Linked DNA regions of Mus musculus: region 2 is linked to region 1. Evidence: chromatin loops called from intact Hi-C (ENCODE). Cell type or tissue: gastrocnemius. All regions are shown on one strand. Each heading gives the region's core, and the rest is flanking DNA. Links, peaks and the distances in the headings are about the cores only.

The links. A loop is a pair of places that touch in the nucleus more often than their neighbours do. Peaks named below come from ENCODE experiments on the same cell type or tissue, not always from the same donor. Only the 100,000 strongest peaks of a DNase experiment are listed, where the experiment ranks them.
Region 2: a loop joins it to region 1, with 6 times the contacts of the local background. A loop is called at or near these places in 5 of 42 quality-filtered maps.

The regions. Positions count from the first base shown.
Region 1 is chr13:99,350,477-99,355,853 of GRCm38, reverse strand. All of the region lies in intron 2 of Mrps27 (mitochondrial ribosomal protein S27), which reads right to left. Among named protein-coding and RNA genes, the nearest start is that of Mrps27, 8.4 kb to the right of the region's middle. In gastrocnemius, for the core only: no CTCF peak of the experiment used is centred there; a DNase peak (open chromatin) is centred at 2,508; H3K4me3 peaks cover 654 bases; H3K27ac peaks cover 1,319 bases.
Region 2 is chr13:99,952,200-99,957,576 of GRCm38, reverse strand. Mccc2 (methylcrotonoyl-Coenzyme A carboxylase 2 (beta)) reads left to right here. Exons shown (of 17, transcript NM_030026.2): 14 at 2,806-2,962; 15 at 3,327-3,441; 16 at 5,336-5,377. Among named protein-coding and RNA genes, the nearest start is that of Gm41039, 20 kb to the right of the region's middle. In gastrocnemius, for the core only: a CTCF peak has its summit at 2,488 (motif pointing right); no DNase peak of the experiment used is centred there.

The DNA of each region.
Region 1 (5,377 bases), core at 77-5,076:
AGAGTCCTCCAGCCTGCAGTCCACACCTCCTGCTCCCCCAGCCTGCAGTCCACACCTCCTACTCCCCAGCCTGCAGTCCACACCTCCTGCTCCCCAGCCTGCAGTCCACACCTCCTGCTCCCCAGCCTGCAGTCCACACCTCCTGCTCCCCCAGCCTGCAGTCCACACCTCCTGCTCACCAGCCTGCAGTCCACACCTCCTGCTCCCCAGCCTGCAGTCCACACCTCCTGCTCCCCAGCCTGCAGTCCACACCTCCTGCTCCCCCAGCCTGCAGTCCACACCTCCTGCTCCCCAGCCTGCAGTCCACACCTCCTACTCCCCCAGCCTGCAGTCCACACCTCCTGCTCCTGCTCTGTGGAAAATGACGGCTCAGCTAGGCCAGCATAAAACTCACACTGCAGCACTCCACTTTGAACACAGGCTAGAAACGCTCATTTGCCTTCTGGATGGACTCTGCAGTGTTCTCCCACCCCAGGGCCTGGAGAGACCAGTTAGGTAGAGATGGCTGCAGTATAAATTCTCCTCTGTGTTTGCGCACAGGCAGAAGGCTGAGACAGAGATGAAGGGAGGGAATCCAGGCCTTGAGCTCTCCACCCCAAAGCTGCTGTTTTCTGAACTGTGACCTTGAGTTTGCTCCCGCAGCCCTCTCCTCCACTCCGCTCCATGCTGTAACGTAGCATCTCCCTAAGCCATAAAGTAACAAGCAGCAAAATCAAATCCCCAGAAACCATTCATTGGCTCTCTAGAGCGTCAGGGACTAAATCTGCAGTAACTATGGAAAAGGACAGCAGTTGGCCCATGAAAGGAATGACATACTGACCTCCCTAGATCTGTAGGAAAAACTATGAGATTCCGGGCTGTATTGTCTCCAGAGTTGGGTTGTGTGGACCTCCTAACAATACTGACTCTTCCAACCCATGGCAAACAAAAATAAAAGCAACAACATTAACAACAGCAAAAAACAAGGGATAAGACTAACCACAAACAAATTGATCAAAAATAAGTCCAGCTAGACCATCTATCATGGTAAAAACCATATTAATAACAACAAGCAAAACAAGCCCTGAGCCGGGCATGGTGGCGCACGCCTTTAATCCCAGCACTTGGGAGGCAGAGGCAGGCGGATTTCTAAGTTGGAGGCCAGCCTGCTCTACAAAGTGAGTTCCAGGACAGCCAGGGCTATACAGAGAAACCCTGTCTCGAAAAACAAAAAACAAAACAAAAACAAAATAATCATCAAATTATTTTTTACAGCTAGGACAGATGGAAAACCAGACACATCCAGTACCAGCAGAAAGACGAAACCTGCAAATCAAGAGTGTGAGATGCTCTACAAAAGGTGTCTGCTCGAGTGTGACATGTGAGTGTGACATGCAAGTCCTCTGTAAGTGAAGAAAACATATTTAAGACATGACAAAATGTGAACATGCAATGTTTAAGGATGGCATTATAGCTTACTTTAAAAATTGCCATCTTTTGGAGGTCCATATCAAAATTGCTATAAAATGATTGGATGATAGACTGACTTAAAAAGCAGTCTGATGGAGGGGTATAGGCTATAGATGAAATCGAACTAATAACTGTTGAATCTGCTTTACCCCCATGTTTATACCCAAAAAAAAAATTTATTAAAGAGTCAAAAGAAAGTACAACTGTATTTGTGTGATTCGGTTGGGTCCTTGTTCGATTAGAGCATTAAAAATATGAGCATTAGATTTAGAGCATTAAAAATATGTGTATAAGAAATACCAGAAACCCGGCAGGCGTGGTGGTGCACACACTCAATCCCAGCGCTTGGGAGGCAGAGGTAGGTGGATCTCTGAGCTCAAGGCCCTCCTGACTAGCAATGGTTACAAGGTGTGACCTGGTCTCAAAAAACAAAAATGGCAGAAGCTGGTTATTTCATATATTTATGCGACTACTTTATATATAACAATGGCTTTAAAAACATCTTATCTTTTTGAAATATACAACACACAGAGAGAGAGAGAGAGAGAGCTTCAAAACAGTCCAAAGGATTAGGAAGAGGAGCAGACATAAGCTGATAACAGCTGAAAGCAGATGGCGGGTGCTGGGGTTCTTTACAGCAGTCTCTACTTTCCTGCTTTACACTTTCTCGTGTAAAGTGCTAAAGTGCTTTTATGAAGCAGCCTCTGGTGTTGCAAATCAGAATTTCGGCTGTCTGAAGAAAGCTAGGCACATCCCGGTCTCCAACGCGTTTAGAATGCTCCAGCTCCTATGCAGGTGTGCTAACTTTCTGGTAACTCACTGCATATGATCTGTGCATCTTTTTGAACGCACAAAAGCAATGCAACAAGTAGCTTTCAAGAAAATAGGGGGTAGCATTTTAATGTTCAAGGACTCTAGGCACCCTTGAAACAGCCCTCCCCAGGGACGGCGGGCGGAACCAAGGACGCCACACCCGCAGCGGCACCAATGGGGACCACAGGAGCAAATGCCTCATATCGGCCCTCCTCCTTCCTCCAATCAGCGAACCCGACCCAAGCACCTCACGGCCCTCCCAGCGCGATGTCCAATCACGACGCTCCACATGAGCGCACATTTCCCGATAGGCCTGCGCCCCAGCGCAGATGGAAGGGTGTTTCTCGCAAGGACCACACTGCCATCTACTGTCCGACCCACGGAAATGCAGCCACAGGAACACCTGGAGCAGTCAGCAGTCTCCCTGCTCAGAATCAGAGCTCAACCCTTACCAACGCAGTCATGCCATACACAAAAATGTGCATCTATGAAACAGAGGCGGTAGCAGTTACTTCCTGTTACACAATGGAAAAGTTCCGGGCAGTCTGAATTCCAAACTTTACTTCACATCAAACATACACAGGGACATACACAAGGGACCCAGGGACTCATTCACTCTGCATATTTCTAGGATGAATGTTTAGGAACTAGAGCAGACATCACCCATCCCTGATTTATAGCTATAGACATGGACAGCGACAGCTGAAAGTGGTAGCATTGGGACACACACCCAGATGCAGAATTCATATCGTGCTACTCAGGGAAGGCACGAGAGGAGACAGAGTAGGAAACCAGTTCTCACTGGAGGCAGAGGGGCAGCAATGACTCGATGTGTTCAGTAAATGGTTAATTTACTCAAGCATTGGTCTTAACAGAGAAGAGACAATAGGCTCCCCATGATATTTACCAGTCACAGATTATCATCATATTCTTTGGTGTCTTAGTCAGGGTTTCTATTCCTGCATAAACATCATGACCAAGAAGCACTTGGGGAAGAAAGGGTTTATTCAGCTTATACTTCCATACTGTTGTTCATCACCAAGGAAGTCAGGACTGGAACTCAAGCAGGACAGAAAGCAGGAGCTGATGCTGAGGCCATGGAGGAATGTTCTTTACTGGCTTGCTTCCCCTGGCTTGCTCAACCTGCTCTCTTATAGAACCAAGGCTACCAGCCCAGAGATGGTCCCACCCACAAGGGGCCTTTCCCCCTCGATCACTAATTGAGAAAATGTACAGTTGGATCTCATGGAGGCATTTCCTCAACTGAAGCTCCTTTCTCTGTGATAACTCCAGCTGTGTCAAGTTGACACGTACATTTGACAATGTGTTTATTCGTGTAACCAGGGCAAAGACCTCTAGACTTGTGTCCATGTAAATAATCTAACTATACCTCCACACCTAGGAAAATTTTTAACAATAAACTTTCCCAGAATGCATCCTTCCTTTATGTATATGTTCACAGCACTATGGGTAATTCACGTATGGCACATGAGAACAATCTTTGCTATATTACTATTGGATTGTCCTAGCACATGGCTTCTAAGGGGAGAATAACAGAATTTGAAGGGCATCTTTACGTATGTGTAGATTATCTGTGACTCTCACCTATGACTGGATAACTGGCACTTTCTGATAGAAGGCAGAGAAGTTGTATCACATGCAATGCTGTGACTCCCGACAGAACCCTGCCTCTGTGGAACCAAGCTCTAACCACGGGATGGAGAGCACAGCAAGGCCAGGGAAAGCTCCATGCAGATGAAGGGGGCTCAGAGGTGCTGGGTAAGAGTCAAGAGCATCTAACATCCGGCTCCTGTTTCTACTCCCACTCAGTGACCACTAAAAGGAACAAGAGTTCCCAAGGAGGGCTGAGTCCAGGCTAGGGAGCTACTAAGCCTAGAACACACTGTTAAGTGAGAAAGCAAGCAAATGGTGAGAAAGAGAACATGGAAAATAACTGGAAGCATTTATATTAGCCAGGCAGCCTGGGATGCTGGACTCCAAATAATGACAGCAATGAGCCAGTGGGAAAAAAATCCCACCAATCAACAAATGTCAACATAATGTATGATCACAGATAAAAGGAAACGAGGTCTGCTGCCTAAGGGGAACGGTGGTGCCAACTAGTAAGTATGAAGGGGTGGTGGAGGTGGAGAATCACCGCTCTGCAATCTTTACAGCACAGACTGCCTCGGGCCAGAAGCACAGATGGAAAAAAAAAAATCTAAGGGGAAACTTGAGAAGCAGCAGGAAATCGTGGCTATGTTAAAGGTCTCCCTACTGGTCAAGAAAACCGGCCAGTGCTGCAGCTGAGAACTGAGATGCATGTGCCTGGGAGATCAGAGCTGACATGCAGAGTGGAGACAGAGGCGCCAGCTGTGTCCGCATCAGATACCCAGGCAGGGTCATGTCATCACAGGGCAGTCTGATGGGGAGGCAAAACTGGAATCAAATCATAAAGTGTGATGGTTTGTATATGCTTAGGCAAGGGAGTGGCACTATTAGAAAGTATGTCCCTGTTGGAGTAGGTGTGTCACTGTGGGTATGGGCTTTAATACTCTAGTTCTAGCTACCTGGAAGGGAGCCTTCCACTAGCAGCCTTCAAATGAAGATGTAGAAGTCTCAGCTCCTCCTGCACCATGCCTGCCTGGATGCAGCCATGCTCCTGCCTTGATGATAATAGACTGAACCTCTGAACCTGTAAGCCAGCTCCAATTAAATGTCCTTATAAGAGTTGCCTTGGACATGGTGTCTGTTCATAGCAGTAAAACCCTAACTAAGACATAAACAAAGGTAAGAAAGTCATAAGAAATAAAAAAAGATAAGGCATACTTTCAAAATAAGAAGACTTGATTTAAGGGCAACATGATCCTGGAATCATCCTGTATTAGGGGAGGAAAAAATTGGATAAGGGACATTTTGAAGTCAAGTAACAAAAAGCATATGAAGAAAAGTATTAATGAATAAACTCAATAAATGTGCTATGGTAGATGACATGCATGCATACTGATGAATTTAAGACAGTTAAAAATAGCATTTGTGTTCTCCTCTTGTTCTCTTGTTCTCTCCTCTTGCCCTCTTCCCTTCTCTCCCTCCACATGTTCCTCTGTCTCTCTGT
Region 2 (5,377 bases), core at 67-5,066, 600 kb before region 1:
GGCATTCTCCTGTACTGGGGCATACAATCTTCTCAAGCCCAAGGGCCTCTCCTCCCATTGATGGCCGACTAAGCCATCTTCTGCTACATATGCAGCTAGAGACACAGTTCTGGGGGGTACTGATTAGTTCATATTGTTGATCCTTCTATAGGGTTGCAGACCCCTTTAGCTCCTTGGGTACTTTCTCTAGCTCCTTCATTAGGGGCCCTGTGTTCCATCCAATAGATGACTGTGAGTAACAGAGGCTTTTAAGTAGTTGTTGAGCTCAGGGAAGTTTCTCTGAGAGGAAACTCACTATGTAGACCTGCCAGGCCTCTCAATCTTGGACAGGACTTTATATAGTAATGAAGCACCTTCATTCTATGTGTGTGTGTGTGTGTGTGTGTGTGTGTGTGTGTGTGTGTGTATGTATGGTTATTGTTGTTTTGTTTTTCCAGTGTTGGGGGTAGAGCCCAGGGCCTTAAGCACACTAAATAAATGCTCTCTTGATAACCACACTGTCAACCCTTAATGAATTTTGAGAGGAATTAGTTCCAGATAGTGACCTGAGAGGTTCATACATGGTAGCCTGTGTAAGAACAAATGGAAAAGTCTCTGATGTTTACCGATGCTAGGATCGTGTTTCTAACTGTGGCTCACCATTATAAAGTTAAACATTTGCTTAGATAATTTTCCCATTTTTGTCTTGTTTCACTTCGTTTACACTGTTTTGAGGGTAGAGGCTGAGTTTTGCTTTACAACATTGCATATGAGGGACCTGTGAGGCACTGGTGTGTGGGCATATGGTATGCCACTGAGTAAATCTTGGGCTGGGAGAGATATCTTAGCTGGGGATAAAAATATGCATTTCATCAGAATGAGGAGAAAATAGTTGAAGCTGTGGGAATAGAGAAGAATACCTTAGGAGAAGAGAAGGCTCAGGATAGTCTTCAAGCCACCTGCTCTCTTCCCCTGCCTCTCTTCATTTTTTGTAGTGCAAACAGATTTTTTTAAAAAAGATTTATTTATAATTATACATAAGTACACAGTAGCTGACCTCAGACGTACCAGAAGAAGGTGTCAGATCTCCTTACGGATGGTTGTGAAGCACCATGTGGATGCTGGGATTTGAACTCAAGACCTTACCCACTGAGCCATCTTGTCAGCCCCCAGATTTTTTTTTAAGGGAAACTAAGAACTCTCAAGAGTGGAAAGAATTCTCAGGGAAGAGTACTATCGCTCCGTTTTGGTTTTGATTTTTTTGTCCTACAGAGTTAAGAGTATAGGAAAAGAGGAAGCAAGACTACAGGATTTTTATGTGTTTGTATGCTTGTTTGCTCTCTCTCTCTCTCTCTCTCTCTCTCTCTCTCTCTCTCTGTGTGTGTGTGTGTGTGTGTGTGTGTGTGTGTGCGTGCGCATGCACTCGTGCATGTTAGGAAGGAGGATTTGAGAAAACCAGATGAAGTGGCTTCTTTTCTTTTGGATGCAGATCATCTGTAGAGTTGGTCAGGTGAGGGCTTGAGAAGAGCTGTTCCTTGGGGCCAGCTATGATAGAATATTTTGCAGAGTCAGATACATTGGGTGAAGCAGTTTTGAGCTGCTCTGAAGGCTGGCTTATAAAGGTGGCTGGAGTGTCAGACCTCACCAGCACAGGCAAGGGCCTCCCTCTGTTGTGGTTCCTTGGTGTCCCTGCATGTCCAGCTCCTCCACAGGATTGCTGGACTAAGTGGATGACACAATACTGGGGATTTGCCAACCAAGAGCAGAGAGTCAGACAAGCTAGTTTACATATGCAGGGGGGAAAATGCCTCCCCCAGAGCTTCAGGTGGGAATGGAGAACTGAAACTTGACTTCATGGTTCTCAAATAAGAAAAGGGTACGCCCCTGTCATAGAAGGCATGTTACAGCAGAAGAGTGATTTCCTCAGAGTTGAGGCTTGAAGAAACAGAGAAATCCTGTAATTACAAAGAAAACCTTTTTTTTTTTTTAAATCTTGCTGTTGAGCCCCTGGCAGGGACTCACCATCCCCATGAAACATTAATCTTTATTTCATCAAAGTTTTAAGCAGTGCTGCAAAGGGAGGAGTCCTATTTTAAACCAGGTCAGTGGATGTGGAAAGCTTCCAGACTGGCTTGCCTTGCCGGGCGGTACCTTTCCTGTGGCAATGTCACAGTCTCTCCCCATCAAGCCTTTGCCTTGTGATACTCTCTGGAAGACAGAGTGTTTCCTTCTGTGGCTCAAAGATCTGTACGTGTTGAAACAAAGTGTTTTAAGGACATCTAAAATGGAAAGAGCTGGTGATGGTGGTGGCACACACACGCCTTTAATCCCAGCATTCAGGAGGCTGAGGCAGGTGGATTTCTGTGATTTTGAGGCTAGCCTGGTCTATAGAATGAGTTCACATAGAGGAAGAAAAACAAACAAACAAACATGGAGAGACTTTTTTGTTTCTTTTTTTTTTTTTTTAAGATGTATTATATATACAGTGTTCTGCTTGCATGTATACCTGCAGGCCAGAAGAGGGCACTAGATCTCATTACAGATGGTCATGAGCCACCATGTAGTTGCTGGGAATTGAACTCAGGACCTCTGGAAGAGCAACCAATGCTCTTAACCTCTGAGCCATCTTTCCAGCATATGAAGAAAGGTTTTATTGTGGTCCTTTGAAGCACACATTGGCGTATGCACTTCCTGTGGGACTATTTTATTAGAATGAGAAAATTTATGGTGAAGTTAGTTTGAGCCAGGGTTTGACAGTACCTTGGTGGGATTGACTTCTGTATGTGCATCCGCCGCTCAAGGCTGTGTTTCTGTTCTTTCTCCTAGGATTCATGGTTGGCAGAGACTATGAAGCTGAAGGGATTGCCAAGGATGGTGCCAAAATGGTAGCTGCAGTAGCCTGTGCCAAAGTGCCTAAGATAACTGTCATAATTGGGGGATCGTACGGGGCTGGAAACTACGGAATGTGTGGCAGAGCATACAGGTGGGCAGTGGCCTCAGCTTTCTTTTGGAAGAAAGAAATGCATTTCAAGTGAAGTTACAGATGGTCATGTAAATTCCAGCAGTGGTGGCGCAGGCCTGTAATCTTCGCTCTTAGCAGGAAGAGGCAGGAGAATAGGGAGTTCAAAGCCAGCCTTGCAACACAGCAAATGTGAGGCAAGCTCAGGCTACTCCAGAGGGTCATGTCTACAAACAAAACACAAATAAGTTATCACTTTATCCCAGGTTTGGGGTGTAAAATGACATTCGGCACACATGCTCGGTTATATTTTAATCTGCTTACAGAGTTTTGCCACCATGCCGGATTGTACTGCATGAATCTGATGGTTTCTTTTTTTTCCTTCCAGTCCAAGGTTTCTCTACATGTGGCCAAATGCCCGCATCTCTGTGATGGGAGGAGAGCAGGCAGCCACGGTGTTAGCCACAGTGGCTAGAGACCAGAAAGCACGCGAGGGGAAGCAGGTAAGCGACTTCTTTGCTTCATGTGGGTTTGACTGTCCCCTGCAAACCCCTGCAGCTCGGAAGCAGAGCACCCAAGCTACCTGTGTGTCCGTGGGAAGGGTTGTGAGGCTCCACTCCTGAGCCTTAAGCATGCCAGGCAAGCACTGTACTGCTGACCTGTTCCTGCAGCCCCAGAAATTCCCAAGCTCCAGGCAGATGTGCTGGGTTCTTACTCTTTTGCTGTTAGTGAGATCTAAGGAAATCCAATTTACTCCTTTTTGGCCCAAAGCAGCAGATCTCCGTTCCTGTTTTTGTTTTACACAGTTGTTAAGGGTCACTTGAGAGAGATTCAGTCACCTACTGAGATGTGACTAAGTATTAGTATGTAAATTAGTATTCTTTGAGAGTATAACTATGGAAAAATGGACAGAGTATAAATGTGCTGCTGAAGGACAAACCAGGGTGACTGCTCTTAAATGGATTCTTTGTTTGTGTCTCTGCAGAAATTCTGTATGAGACTCTGTGGAAATTCTGTATGAATGTTTAGTTATGGCCTTTAAGGGCTCTGTTTAAGCACCAGGTCCTGAAATGTCAGCTGTGTGCTTCTGCTGTAGCTTATGTGCACCGTTGTCTTGTCATAGGCAAGATAGTGTGGATACCTCCTCGGTGTGACATTGCTTTGCTTTGCCAGCAGAGATCACGTGGTCAACCGCGGGGTCTGCAGAGTCACTTGAGTCTGTGTGTGCACACTCACATGTGAGAATGCCACTGCATGGTGATGTGGAGGTCAGAGGACAACCTCTAGTACTGGACCTTGCCTTCTGCCTGATCTGAGGCGAGGTCTCTTTGTTGTTTCTCTGTTGTGTACACTAGGTTAGCTCTCTGGTGAACTTCCAGGGGCTCTCCCATCTCCCCAAGCGGGCGCTGGGATTACAGCTTGTGGAACATGTCAAGCTGTTACATGGATCCTAGGAATCTGAACTCAGGTCTCCATGGTTTCAATGCAAGAGCTTTTACCCACTGACTGTCTCCCCAGCCTGCCTCTTTGTCTCTACCTGGCAGCAGGGCACTCTGTACAGTTAGGTTGATGTTTTAGATTCACTTCAGTGCCAGCCAGTACTGAAGCAAAATAGCTTTGCTCTTTGTGTGTGTGTCTAGGTGGAGGAGGGCTGAGGGGGATGCTGTCGGCAGCATAGGTGGTAGAGTCTGTTTACCTGATGTTTTGAAGGTATGTTTGAACTTTATCAAACAAAAGTAGCCCCTTGTTAGGTAACCATTTTTTTTCCTTTGGTTCATTTGATATATATTTAACTCATCCCTTTTCATATAAGCACATGTCGTGTCTTGGGTTCTCCCTCCAGTGCCTACTGACTGCAGTATGAGCATGAGAGAGGGTAAGGTTGACTTGAAGTAAGTCATTTGTTTCTAGTGTACCTGATTATTTACTTATTTATTTTGGCGTTGGGGGTTGAAGCCAAGGTCTCCCAAAGGCTAGGCAAGTGCATCCCTGTATCCACAGCTCTGGGATACTTCAGAGTTGAAAATTCTCCTTTATAGAGCTAGGATTAAGGGTGAGGGCCACTGTGCATGGCCTTCTCCACCTTTTTCACTGGAGATTGTCGAATGCTTTTTAGTTCTATGGCGGGACTCACATCTCCTATTGTACCCTGCCAGACAGGACACAGTGATATGTGACGCACGCCCTTGTTTTTGGCTTTCTTTGCGCTTCATGGCCTCAGCGTGTTGTCTTTGATGACCTGTGTCCCAGGCAAGGCCGTGTATGATAAAACATCCTTTGCGATCTGTCACTGTGCAAATGTTAGTTGCTCTGTACTTGTTGCCAGGGCATGTCTTTACGAGATTAGCTAAAGGAATCAGTCCCAGGGAGGCTGACTTACCGTCTCTTTTCTTTCAGTTCTCCAGTGCAGAGGAGGCAGCTTTGAAAGAACCCATCATT